2 separate regions of the Homo sapiens genome follow, and region 1 is linked to region 2. The links are chromatin contacts, found by Hi-C or POLR2A ChIA-PET in ENCODE. All regions are on one chromosome and are shown on one strand. Each heading gives the region's core, a stretch centred on a gene start or an enhancer-like site at or near the end of the contact. The rest is flanking DNA. Distances are from core to core; before and after follow the strand shown.

What was found. Hi-C counts contacts between places; a loop is a spot of excess contacts on that map. ChIA-PET counts read pairs that join two places held with the same protein, here RNA polymerase II (POLR2A). Pooled maps may share reads with other maps.
Region 1: a loop to region 2 is called in a map of endothelial cell of umbilical vein, with 5 times the contacts of the local background. The contact joins two enhancer-like sites. A Hi-C loop is called at or near these places in 7 of 168 maps with a recorded cell type or tissue (A673, B cell, CD4-positive, alpha-beta memory T cell and 4 more), 6 of 37 single-sample maps with no recorded cell type and 11 of 50 pooled maps. POLR2A ChIA-PET finds 5 or more read pairs at or near these places in 1 of 52 experiments (endothelial cell of umbilical vein).

What each region holds. Positions count from the first base shown.
Region 1 is chr12:90,327,215-90,333,469 of GRCh38, reverse strand. It overlaps LOC124902982 (a long non-coding RNA gene), which reads left to right and starts at 5,812. Exons shown (of 2, transcript XR_007063402.1): 1 at 5,812-5,867. Within about 2 kb of position 2,034, at least 2 of the 41 ENCODE cell types and tissues checked have a DNase peak (open chromatin) inside an H3K27ac peak, as active enhancers do.
Region 2 is chr12:89,541,250-89,547,848 of GRCh38, reverse strand. It overlaps POC1B-AS1 (POC1B antisense RNA 1), which reads right to left. Exons shown (of 2, transcript NR_146294.1): 2 at 6,307-6,599. Among named protein-coding and RNA genes, the nearest start is that of POC1B-GALNT4, 18 kb to the right of the region's middle. RefSeq lists a silencer at 2,665-2,734. Within about 2 kb of position 2,833, at least 7 of the 41 ENCODE cell types and tissues checked have a DNase peak (open chromatin) inside an H3K27ac peak, as active enhancers do.

The sequences.
Region 1 (6,255 bases), core at 785-3,284, 790 kb before region 2:
AGAACTGCTCTCACACCGCAGTTGGGTCTTAGCAGTTTGTTTCCACTTCAGATCCTGCATGCCACTCCATAGCCAATTGAACCAAGGGTAGATAATCAACAGGTATAAACTGAATCAATCAGAATCTTTGTTCTGGGAATATAAAAATGGGACTTAATGGAGCTAGTGTTTCTCTTGCAGGTAGAAGAATTAATTTAAACTCAGGAGTGGGTGTTCTGACCATGATCCACCATGCTTTGGAAAAAGCAAAGAGTCAGCAAAGAGAGAGAGAATGAAGCAGACATACAGAGATAAATGGAGATGAGACAGTGTGTAGTTTCCATAAAAGACTAAGACAAAGCCTCCTTTGGTGGCTATCCAGCTCCTGTACTTCATCAATGGCATTTGACTGTATTTTGAAATTGTGAGTCCTGAGGCTTCCACTAATTCATAACTATATATTTATCTTTATTTCTTAAATTCATTTGAGGTTATAGTTATGTAATAACAAAAGCTACACCACCACCAAAAATAAACCCCATCCAACAATACTAACTAATGCTTATGGAGCATCTATAAATGTAAAGTCATGTTTTACATCTTTATAAGATTAATCTACTTTAGCTTCACAATGACCTTATGTGATAGACAATAATCATGTCCAAGGTGGCATTTGGAAGAACAGGGTATGAATTCAAGCAGTTTTCAATAATTACACAGTGTTTAACTATACTGGAGTGTATGCAGAGTTCATAAAGCATCATATTAGACCATTGGCATAAGACTCATTGGGACACATTGAAAAACAAAAAACAAGCAAAAACAACTCCTAGGCCCAGGTATGACCACAGAATCACAACATCTAGAGGAGAGAGATTAATTTAGTCACTTCCAGGTGATTCTTCTGTTTGCTTTGAGAACCATTGCTCAATAATTTAAGGAGGGGGACTTTTGCTGGGGTTGTAGTAGCAGTATCTGTGTGTGTGTGTGTGCATGTGCGTGTGTGTGTGTATGTGTCGGAAAAGGGCAACAATGCAAAATGAATGAAGAGTTTCACTTACTTTACTAACTCCAGATCCACCAGCACCATTTCTCCTGCTACTACAACACCTACTTTTCTGGTATTCAGGCCTGAGCATAAGGTATTGGGTTCATCAATGAGAGGATTTTAGACTCTCCTGGGAGCCAAAATTGGCTATATAGATTTTCAATCCTAATAAGAAACATAAAAATTCACTTTTGAGAAATCTAACCTAGAAAAACAAGTTTGGAATAATGTTGTTCTAAATTATAACATTCTCTTCTGTATGACATCGTGTACATTTTCTTTCTTGAGTAGAAATTATATATATATATATAATTTTTTAAACAAGAGGGATTTTCCAACATGCCATCATTGTGCAGATGGAACCATTCCATTCCTAAACAGTAGGAAGTCTTTCCTGTCATATTTTATTGGTTCTTCTGGTCATTAAATTTGACAGACTGTAAATCCCCTGTTTGCCATTAAGCATATTGTGAATGACAAGATAGTATTAAGCATTTCTGGCACAGAGATTGCAGTTGGGCAATCAATAGCACCATCATTCTAGGAAAATTATTGCTGTAACTGAAGGAGGGGATGGTCATCAAGGAGAATTGTATGTTCTCTTTATACTTGGACTTAGTAGAGAAAGCCAAAAATAAAAACTAGGACAGTTCACAGTTGCAAACATTCTAATTAATAATAATGATGAAGGAAGGCGGGAAATAAATGGTTGGGGTTGAGACAGAAGATGTGGCCTTCCTTTTGCATGATGTCTTCCCAGCAGTATAAGGCATGGAAAATATGAGGGGCCATTACCCAAATGTAGATGGCACTACCCAATCTCACAGCCAAGTGCTCTAACCATCCATTAATTTTTTAAAAATTGTATGTTTTAGTGTTTTCCTGCTAATGAGTTGATTATATTTTTAGAAATCATGGGAAATGTGTAGACGCTGATGTCACTGTTCTTTGGCTTTGCTAAGGATGCCTATTGTGAGCAAAGTTGTTTCCTCCCTTGGCTGCAGGCCACTAGACTGCTGTTCTCTCCCTGTCTGCCCACCTCTCCACTCCCTCCTCCATATACAAACACTGGGGCCATAGGAAAAAATATGCTTCTAAAGGTCTAAATCTGCTGTCACTATTGCTGATAAATTAGATTTCGTATTACGTAATTTTAAATTCATCTGTATTTTTCTTCATGGCTCCTCTTTTGAATATAATGAAAAAAGTATTTGTAATTATTAGCTTTGTATTTGTGTCCTCTTTTTGCCATAAGCTCCATGAGAATGAGACCCTGGCTTGTTTTTTCCACCTCAGCACCTATAAACCTATTGTCATGAACAATGCCAGGCACATAGAAAATGTTAAAAATATGTATGTGTATGTATATATACATATATACATTTTTAATGATGAATGCTTATCAACCACTTAAGCTTGTGCCCATTGTCAATGAATGCCTTTCACTGAACGAATCTGTGATAACCTTTTATAGTTAGCTCACTTTATTGAGTTTACTTTCTAATACATAAATATACACAGATTTATCCCCACCTGAAAATGTCCATAGTCTGCTTATTAGAACACAATAATCCCTCTCTTTAAGTTTTTGACACCCACATCTCAGTAATCCCAAGCACTCTGTTGTAGTTGTTTTGTTGTTGTTTACTCTTTTGCTCGTTTTAAATTACCCTTTTCTTTTGACTAAGTTTTAACTCTTTCCTTAATACCAGTGTCCAAATTTTTGCATTGTAGTTCTTAGGCCATGTTCCCCTACAAAATTACAATGTCTCAAGAATGGTGACTTTACCAGGCACCCCAGGGATCAATGACACATACTGTTAGCACCTTTGCTGAGTGGTCAAGGCAGAGTATTTAGAATGGAAACAGTGCTTCCAATTCTAATTGGTATTCTCATTACTAATATTCTACCATGTTGTTTTTCTAGTTCTTTTCATTCTTCAGTAGCCACATGATATTGAGTGAGTTCAATCTTTTCTTCCTCAGAAGCTTTGATTTGGATTAAGGTATATGCAGTTCCCTTAAGCAGCCATGTCGGGCACACAAAAAGCACACCCTGGTATGTTCTTTAGTTGAGGACAAACTAAACTATGAATCAGAAGGCTACACACTTGGTTTAAGTCAAATAGCATATCTACACATTTCATGGAAAAAGAAAGCAGCCAGAAATAATAAATCTTCCTTTGGTTACAAGCTAAAATTTCTTAGCATTCTACCGAGTGTATGTAAAAATTTTATCAAAGAACATAACAAAATTATTAAGTCCTTTGACTATTTTTTAACCTGTGTACAGATTTTATTTGAAAAACACTTAAAAATCATTTTGCCAATCCCTAACCAAAGAAATCCAAAATCATTATTCTGAATTAACTTAGATAAAATAAGAAAGAAAAAAATAAAAAGCATTTTGAAAAAGGTATAACATAAAAGATACAGACGTGAGATATAATGAGGAATATATAATAAAAATGTAAGAAACATACTACACTGTAAAAGTGAAAGAAAACATCGACAAATAGAAAGTGTAATCCCAATTTTATGAGAAAACCAAATCCCTCAAAATGTTGGCATAAGATTAAATTCATGGGGCATTTTAATTAAAAACTCTGTAAACATAGACAAGGGCATATTTTACCTTGAAGATCCAGGGACAAGTAGCAACTTACTACTCTGCTTCTTGGGCCTTTCAAGCTAGAAAGTGATGATTCCAAGACTTTCAGGGCTTGAAATAATTTTAAGATAGAGAAAAAAAGTAAAATTTTCCCTTTCATCTCTAAAGAAGTTTATGAGTCTCGTTGTCCAAAGATGGAAGCATAAGCTCCCTTCTTAGCATTGCCACAGAATGCACAACACTGACACATGCACACCCTAAACAAAATCCTTGGTAACAAACTGTTGATTGTTTGTTTGTTTGTAAAGGAGTTTCGCTCTGTTGCCCAGACCAGAGTGCAGTGGCGAGATTTCAGCTCACTGCAACATCTGCCTCCTGGGTTCAAGCAATTCTCATGCCTCAGCCTCCCAAGTAGCTGGAATTACAGGCACCCGCCACCATGCCTGGCTAATTTTTGTATTTTTTAGTAGAGATGGAGTTTCACCATGTTGGCCAGGCCGGTCTCCCACTCCTGACCTCAGGTGATCTGCCTGCCTTGGCCTCCCACAGTGCTGGGATTACAGGCGTGACCCACCACGCCTGGCCAAACTGTTGTTTTCTAATCAATTATACTTGTAGGAAGATTTTCAGTTCTTTGAGGAAAATAAAAAGTTTCTTCTTTCACTGGTGTTGCAAGGACATTTGACATACAGAGGGTCATTAGCATGCACGTATTAGATAGAGGCATAATCAAATTAAATCCCATGAACGCCTTTCACTATGACCTCACAAGATTCATTCACTCAGAATTTCCAGAAATCTGAAGTCAGTCATTCTCCATCAATGAATCTCCAACTTAGCTGCATAGGAGGGACATCTGTCTATATACTTCTTGCTTCAGAACAAAAAAGTCAAGACAATTGCCTGGGTAAAATATTCATATTCTTTTTTTTTTTTTTGGTTAAGAATGTTTCAATTTTGGATAAAAAGTGCTAATGGACTTGAATCCTAAGCAAACTCATAAACATCTGGGAGCTGGTATGACTTTCTTTGAAAATTACCTTGTATTTCACCTTATTTAAATAATGGAGTTGTTACTTTGCATGTAACATGTGCAGAAAACCCGTAATGCAGCGTTAGTGTCCTTTGTCTTGGTTAATGATCATAAACACCTTAAAATGTATATATTTTTATCTTTTGTTTTCAGATAAACTGAAACTCAGTATTTTCAGTTAGGCAGAGACTGCCAATAGCACCTTCAATAACTATGTTTTCTTTCTTTCTCATGTAGCAGGAAGCTAATTTTATTGGTGTTGGCAAAGTTCCTACTTAAAAAGCATTTCTTAGACTCCTTTGCTGATAAAGGTATCCATATAATGGTATTTCCAGACAATAATATATAAGTGACTTTATTGGGAGGGGTTTCTGGGAAAGCACCTTATATAGGAAATGGACTCATGTAATACCAGATATATCCTTTTTGCCCATGGCACATTTCCTTTTTTCTTGCCAGAAATACAGATCTATGGGGTGAAGCACTCCAGCAACCATCTCAAGCAGACTGTCGGGGGAAAAACAAGAAAATCAGCCTGACATCCCTGAGACACTGGACTGCTTACTTCGGAATTTTTGGCTTTGAAGGAGAAACACAACACCTATCTTGCTTAAACCACTGTTCCTAGCATTATCTGTTCTCATTCAACTGAATAACTTTCATGTTCTGTAGCAAGTCCAAGGTCCCATGGCTATAAACTAATGTAACTTTTTCTGATTCCACATTCTATAAAGAATGCTAAGAGCAGATATCTTCAACATTAATTCAGCTAGCCAGAGTAATATGTAAGGGCTAACTTCCAGGACTAGAATGATCTCATAGGCCCATCTGTATCCTGAGCCACAAAAATAGCTTGTTTACTGCATATTTCATTGTTTGTTTTTATGCATTCATCAAGTATTATTGACAGCCTACTATTAACAAATATTGCATTGTCTAGAGACCAATGACAGAAAATGTCACTGCTACCAAGCAGTTTATAGTCTATTTTCGTGGGTATTTCCAATAAATAGTTAGGCAAAGAATTTCTATTATTGGGATAATTGCCACAAAATCTGTTACTATGACAGCAGAAAATGGGAGGGCCTATTTCAGTGTTCGGGTGAGAGAAAGCTTTAGAGAGAACATGTCACATGTGCTGACTTCTGAAAGATGAGTATGGACTAGCCAGGCAACTGGGCATGAGAAAACGGAAGGTGAGTTTAAGGCATAAGAAACAGCATGTGTAAAGGTCCTGAGGTTTAATAAAGATTGTGGGAAGTGATTCACAATTAGACTGGAAAAGTAGGCCTGAAATATGGGGTCCTTTCAGACTGTGTTTGAGATTTTGAACTGTATCACAGAAGCAATGGAGACCATGGAAGACTCGTAGATGGGAAACAGATGTAACTAAATATCTCTTAGGATTAGAGAGGAAATTACCCTAAGGTATTTTTAAAAATTATTTGGAATAAGACAAGAGGAAGCAGAAATAATAGTTAAGATATTATTATTGCAGTAGTTCAGACTGGTAAAGATGTTGGTGAATTAGAATCTAGTGATAATGGAGGAGTTAGAAAGAAGTGAACAGATTTGATAAGCATT
Region 2 (6,599 bases), core at 1,584-4,083:
CTTCCCTTCCTGACTTCTGATATTACAAATTAGTTTAACACAGTTTATTTTAAAAACACCATATTCAGATTTCAATAGTTTCAGTAATGCTTATATAAAAAACTGACTTTAAAAAATTGATCTGATTTCCTCCGTCACTGACAAAGACAACATAAAAATGGAACTTGTTCTAAAAAAGCACAAATAGAAGGAATTTATCAGAAGCTCACATTTCAAGATAGACTTTCTGGCAAAAATCAATTAAGTATAGACATTGGATATATCTACTTCTACCTCATGTACATTTAGGAAAGACCATGAAATACATTACTTATCAGAAATATATGTCAAGGGCTAAGCTATTGCTTTGTTTCCTTATTGGTTTGCAATATTGATGCTGTTATATCTCTAAGGATTTTCTTAAATCAAGTGAGAAGAAGCTTGATGAAGAATCATTTCACTTAAACTTTAGGGTAAAGAACTGCACAGACGTGGGTGAGCTGTTATTCTTTATCCCCTCACACCCTCAGATCTATTCTCAGCACTTCTCTTCTCTGCAAAAGCTGATGAGTCAGACTTCTTACTGCTTCCCGCCTTTCCCTCAAACCGTACCTCTGGTCTCCCCGGGTATTCCCTATGACCCTTTGATGAGAAAAGAGGGTGACAGTGGCCTGGTCTGGTTTAAGAATTATCTGTCTGGGGTGGCTCTGCAAGCCATAGGAAAATCTTCCCATAGACAGAACTTCAGGAAGTACATCTGGTTGGCCACTGACATGAAAGAAGGGATAAGCTGAGGTTTCCTGAAATACACAGGCAGGGGCTAATGGGTTGGTCAAATTATCAGGGACCTGGAAGGTTGGTGCCAAGATCACCTAAAGGGAAGTTATATAATGGACCTCTAAAAATGGCTAGTCTTTGAGGCTATTTGAATAGCATATAAATGTTCCCCCAGAGGACATCTACCTCACAGAAAGCTAAATGAGGAGGTGGCCAAGATGACCTATCCCTTGGTTGTAGTGAGCCTCCTTCCCTGGCTGCTATGGTCTAAATATTTGTGTCCCTTCAAAACTCATATGTGGAAACCTAATCACCAATGTGAATGGTATTAGGAAGTGAGGCCACTGGGAGGTTAAGTCCCCAGGGAAGTTAAGTGCCCTTATGAATGGGATTAGTGCCCTTATAAAAGAAATCCCAGAGAGCTGCATAGCCCTTTCCACCATATGAAGACACAGAAGGTGGCCCTCTGTGAACCAGGAAATAGGCTCTCACCAGACGCAGAGTCTGCTAGAACCTTGATCTTGAACTTCCCAGCCTCCAAAATTGTGAGAAATAAATTTCTGCTGTTTATAAACAACCCAGTTTACGGCGTTTTGTTAAAGCAGTTGAGCATGCTAAGACACTGGCCATGTTTGTGCTTGGGTAAATGTCTCATGTACAAAGTGGCCATGGGAATAGGAACAGAGGCAATGAAATAAATAAACATGGACTTCCTCACATCACAGCTGATCTGCCACTGTCACTGCTGAGTGCCCAGATTTCTAAAACGGAAGGCAACACTGAACCCTTATTTGGCACTATTTCTTGGAAGTATCAGCCACCCAGGTTGATAATATCAGACCACTACATTATGGAAGGGGCAGGAATTTGTCTTCATGGGAATAATTACATATACTGGAGAGTAACTTCCCTTTCCTGTGCATGTTGCTTCCGCCAGCACTACCATATGTGGTTGATAGGCTGCCTTATTCATCCCCATGGTGTCACACACAGCATTGTCACTGATCAAGGAACTCATTTACAGTGAAACAGCTGTGGTATTACGCTCACATCGTAGAATTCATTGTTCTTACCTGGAAGCAGCTAGATTGATGGAATGATGAAATGTCCTATCGAAGGCTCATTTATGGAGCCTGCTGGGAGACAACATCTTGTGAAGTTGGGGTGCTGTCCTATAAGTGGTCAGATCAGTGGTTGATACATGGTGTTGAATACATGGCTCTGGGAACTCAGGATGAGTAATAACCCACTTCAATAATACTGTCTTCTTGTCCCTAAAACATTGCATCTAATGGGCGTGAGGTTCTTGTGCCCAAGGGGGAGATATATTTCTACTAGGAAACACTGAGAATGCCCCTTCAACATTTCAGGTTGTTCACAACACTGATCAAAGGCAGAGCATTGGCTGTTTGTATGGACTGGTATGATTAATTTTGATTATCAAGGAGAAATTGGGATTTTTGCTATCACATGGAAACAACACTGTATCTAGAGCCCATGGGATTCATTGCACTCCCATGTCCAGTAGTAATGGCCAATGAGAAACGGCAGCAACTCAACAAAGATGGAACCACCCGGATCCTGTGGCAAGGAAGGTTTGGCTCACCCCATCAAGTAAGACACCTTAACTGTCAAGATGCTAGGTGAGGGTAAAGAATTATGGAACGAGTGCTGGGAGGAGGAAGTCAGGATTATTAGATTAGAAATGCTTAGATGTGGAGCTGTAGTATGATAGTTATTTATTTTTTTACCTTTCTTTGCTGCCTTGCATCCTGGTGGTGACTAAAGTTACAGTTTAGGGTCCAGGAAGTAATATGACTGAAATACATCATCACTCAGTGATACAGTAGCTGATGAGACTATGTTTTCCCTGTGTTGAGGACCTGAGTTTCTTTGGCTAAGTAAAGTGTTAGAATGGAAGCTGAGTGACAATAGGGTGGCCTGGGATGGTTATTCTTAGATCTGTTCTCTGCCTTTTCCTGTCACGCTCTGCGGCCTGGGAGGCTGCCCTCTACTAGACCTGTTGTTTCATTTGCTTTTCCTTGCACTCTGGCAAGAAACTACTGGCAAGAGGCCAGAGGGCAGGAGGAGAGCCGGGCCAGGGATTTTTATGCCCTCCTCCTCTTTCCTCTCTGCCACACCGCAGATGAGACAGAGGCTCCAGCTCCCAGGCCCAGTGACCTCTCCTGCACAGTTTCAGCTCTTACCAGGCTGGTAACAGCATCCCCTCCCTTTGTCCCTGCAGACCTCCTGTGGTAAGAGCTAATCCCTGACTGTCTCCCCAGCTCTTGTTGGTTCCATTAACCCTGCCCACGCCTCTGTAAATAATCCCTGTATGAAATTCTCTTCAGCTAAACCCTTTGATGGTGCCATCTGTTTCCTACTAAGGCGTCAGTGGATACAGCAGGAAAAATAGCTGAGAAAGGAGAGAGGTATGGAGGTCAGCTATTGTGAAGTGGGGGAACATTTGAGGGCATATGGCTGGCACATACAGGCCAGAATAAGATGCATTTTCACAGGCTGAAATTGGCCAAGACAAAAAGAGTAATCTCTTCTAGTCAGAGCTCATAGTTGTTGTTTTTTTTTGGTATTGTCAGATAGAGAAAGCCTGCAAAGCTGATTGGGATGTGCCCAAGATTGAGAGGTTTTCTGGGTTGCAGGAATTTCAGTTCTAAAACTGGAACAGTCCTAGGCAAACTGGGATAGTTGGTCACCTTAATCTGTGATTATAATCAGGACTTCTGAGTCTTGCCCAGCTGCTCCTGCTGTAGGGACATTCTAGGCAAAAGGACACTGTTCTAGAACCACTTGGCTCCTCCTCTCCACCCTCAATCAATGGCAGACATCACTTATCTCTCAAGGCATACGTTCTCTACATGCAGTCTGAGATCTCTCTTAACACATGGTTCAGGAAGCTGGTATCAACTGTTCAGAGCTAGAATGCCAGACAAGAACCTTGCTAACACCCCTGAATTAGAGTGAATTAGAGCTTTGGCCCCAAACTCAAAAGCAGGGCTAGACCAAGAAGAGCCTCTAGAGCTCTTTTTTTGCCCTTGTTTCCTTGGGTATTGCTGAAGTAAGTAGCAGCGTGGGTGGCCTTTTTAGCTCCTTTGCACTTGGCCAATAATTAGATCCTACTCATCTCCATCTTTCCATCTACTGTAAGAGCTTCAAGGGCTGACATTGTGTTGTAAGAACAGCAGCTCACACCTTCAACATTAACAATCTGCCCGTTTATTATTCCAAGTGCTGTGTACTTTTTAACCATCTATATGTTAAAGATGAGGAGACAGTTAAATGATTTAAGTGACTTTTCCTAGGTCACACATGTAGCAGACCCAGGACTCAAATGCACTCATTCAGGTTCTTAGTACAGCACTTAGTGCCTCTCTCCTAGTTCCCTCGGATACCCTGCACCTGGCTCAGAGCTTGTCAGGTAGTGAGTGCCTGGTTATTAAATATGTGCTTAAAATTGTTAAATGAATACAAATCTTACCAGGAAATATGTCCCTTTTCATGTCTCCTTTTCCATGGACCCTGCTCTGGTTTTGTTAGGCCTTCTAAGCAAAGGCAACCTTTGACTCAGCTGACTAAACCAGCAGCATGAGAACAGAACAGAGCAGAGAGTGGTCCTTTGTCAATGGGCTCAAATCCAGGTTCTATCAGCCTCTTAATCTAGAAGGTGAGAATTTCAATGGTGCTTACCTCCGAAGAGTTGTGCCAAATGAGTCAAGAACTTGGCACACAGTACATACTTACTTTTAGCTTTGATTATTTTAATGGTTATTCTTGCAAATCAATCCAAATGCAGTAAATAGAAGTGCAAAGGGTAGATTTCCAATTCCAGGAGCAATCCCTTTACTTCTCCAGGCTTCTTCCTCTAGCCGAGGGCTCTTTCCTTGAAGTCAGTTTCACCCTGATCTTTTGATGCACCGCCTTTGGGATGAGTGGAGAGAAATGCTTGAGCTCCCCCTAGAGGATGGCGGTGCTCCTAACTTCAAAACCTTCCATGACGTCCCAGGACCCAGGATTAAAATGTTTTCTGATATTTTCTGTTTGTTCCTCCAAATGTTTGTTCCTCCTTCTGTGCTGGGTGTTTTCTGTTTGTCCCTCGGAAATTGCTTTTTACCCCCTTTTTACTCTCTTCTGGGCTACAGGGTGCTGACTTGTATAGATAGACTCCCTTTCTCTCCAACTTCCAGTTTGATATTAACCAATGGAAGTCATCAATATTGAAGAAGAGGAGAGAGGTTGGGGTATTATTTCCCCAGGCCCCTCCAAGCCAGGCTGCTAAGAGTAGGCAAGATCCCTCTACTAAAGGCCATGGCTTCTATCATGCAGACTTTCAGACTCTAAGATCTCTGGTTCCTTGGTGTTGGCTCCCCTGCTTCCCTCTTCAGACCTAGGGACAGAAATGACTTCCTGCTGTTGCTAGCCCATAGCACAGCACCATCCCAGTTTGCTTTCTCTTAATCCTAACTACACCTTGGTAAATGGTCCCTTTATTAGCTCTCCTCAACTACCCTGTTTGAGAGTGTCATCTGTTTCCTGCCAACCACTACATGCTGTGTCTAAATTCCTTAACAGTTTCATCTTTCCTCCACCTCCCCAGTACCCTGTGCTTCAATAAACACTACTTACAATCTCTGTAATATAATCCTGCTGCTTTGTGGCCCATGATTCTCCCATTAATTCTTATATCCGCAGTGTCCTTGCATTTTCCCTATCCTCTTCACAACCCGCTCTCCACCCTGGCCCTCATACAATGTCAATCCCCTTTCCTCATTAAAGGCTTCAATTCAAAGGCCATGTCTTCTATTCAGTCCTTCCTGATCTCCTTTGGCACACATTTTTTTTCCCATTTCACTGACATCCATGCCTTTTCTGTCCTATTGAGTAGCAGTCTTACATTTGGGTTGGATTCACCTTTTCTCTAGTGTCTATGGAGGGTCTGGGATAGTTTAACTATGTTCCATTAACTGGATTAATACAGGCCTAATCCAACCAATACATGATATTTCCCTGGCAATAGGGAAATGGCCAACACTTCTTCGTGGGTGTTCTACTCAGCGGGAGACTGCAGGGCTTTGTTCTGTGGTTGGTATCCATGCTCTCCCCTTCAGAAGTGAGCAGGGAGCAGAGAGTTGCACCCGCTGATTGTAGGCATCTGGTGACCAAGAGGAATGTCAATCTGAGGAAGAAACTAGCATGGAGAGAGGGCAGAATCAGGAGGATCACTAGCAAACAGAACCGGGGCCTTGATCAGACTGTGCCCAAAGCTGTTATTATGCAAGCCGGCTTGAGATGTTTTTTTTTTTGTTACACCAGCTAAAAATATATGTGACATTTATGTTAACAAAAAAGCAACATTCATAGAGTGCAATTAGAAGACAACTTCATCCTTTTCTTCTTCTGCCCATTCAAACTCACATAAAGGGTTACTTCTTCCTCTGCCTCTGGATAAAACCTTGGTGGGGTCCAAGGGGGAGGGAAGGTCCTATCCTTATCTATTCTTCTGCTGAGGATAAAATGTCTTCCAGTCACCTCTAATTACAAAACAGTTTTATTTCAGTAATTAAAATATCCATTTCTATGTCATAGTCAAACCTCTGAAATTCATTTAACATGAAAACTTTTCTCTCCTGACTCCAGCCACTAAAAGCTACAGTGGGTGTTGGGTAGAGGAGGAGAATGTTCCTATTTCCTCATCTAACATGGGGAATAGTGGCTTTTTACCTATTTCCCCTCTTCTTCACTTACTGAGAGGTCTCTGGCTCCTCCTGGATTAAAGCAGAGGAAGGAGGAGAAATATGAGGTAAGTTAGGGTCTTATTCATGTGGACA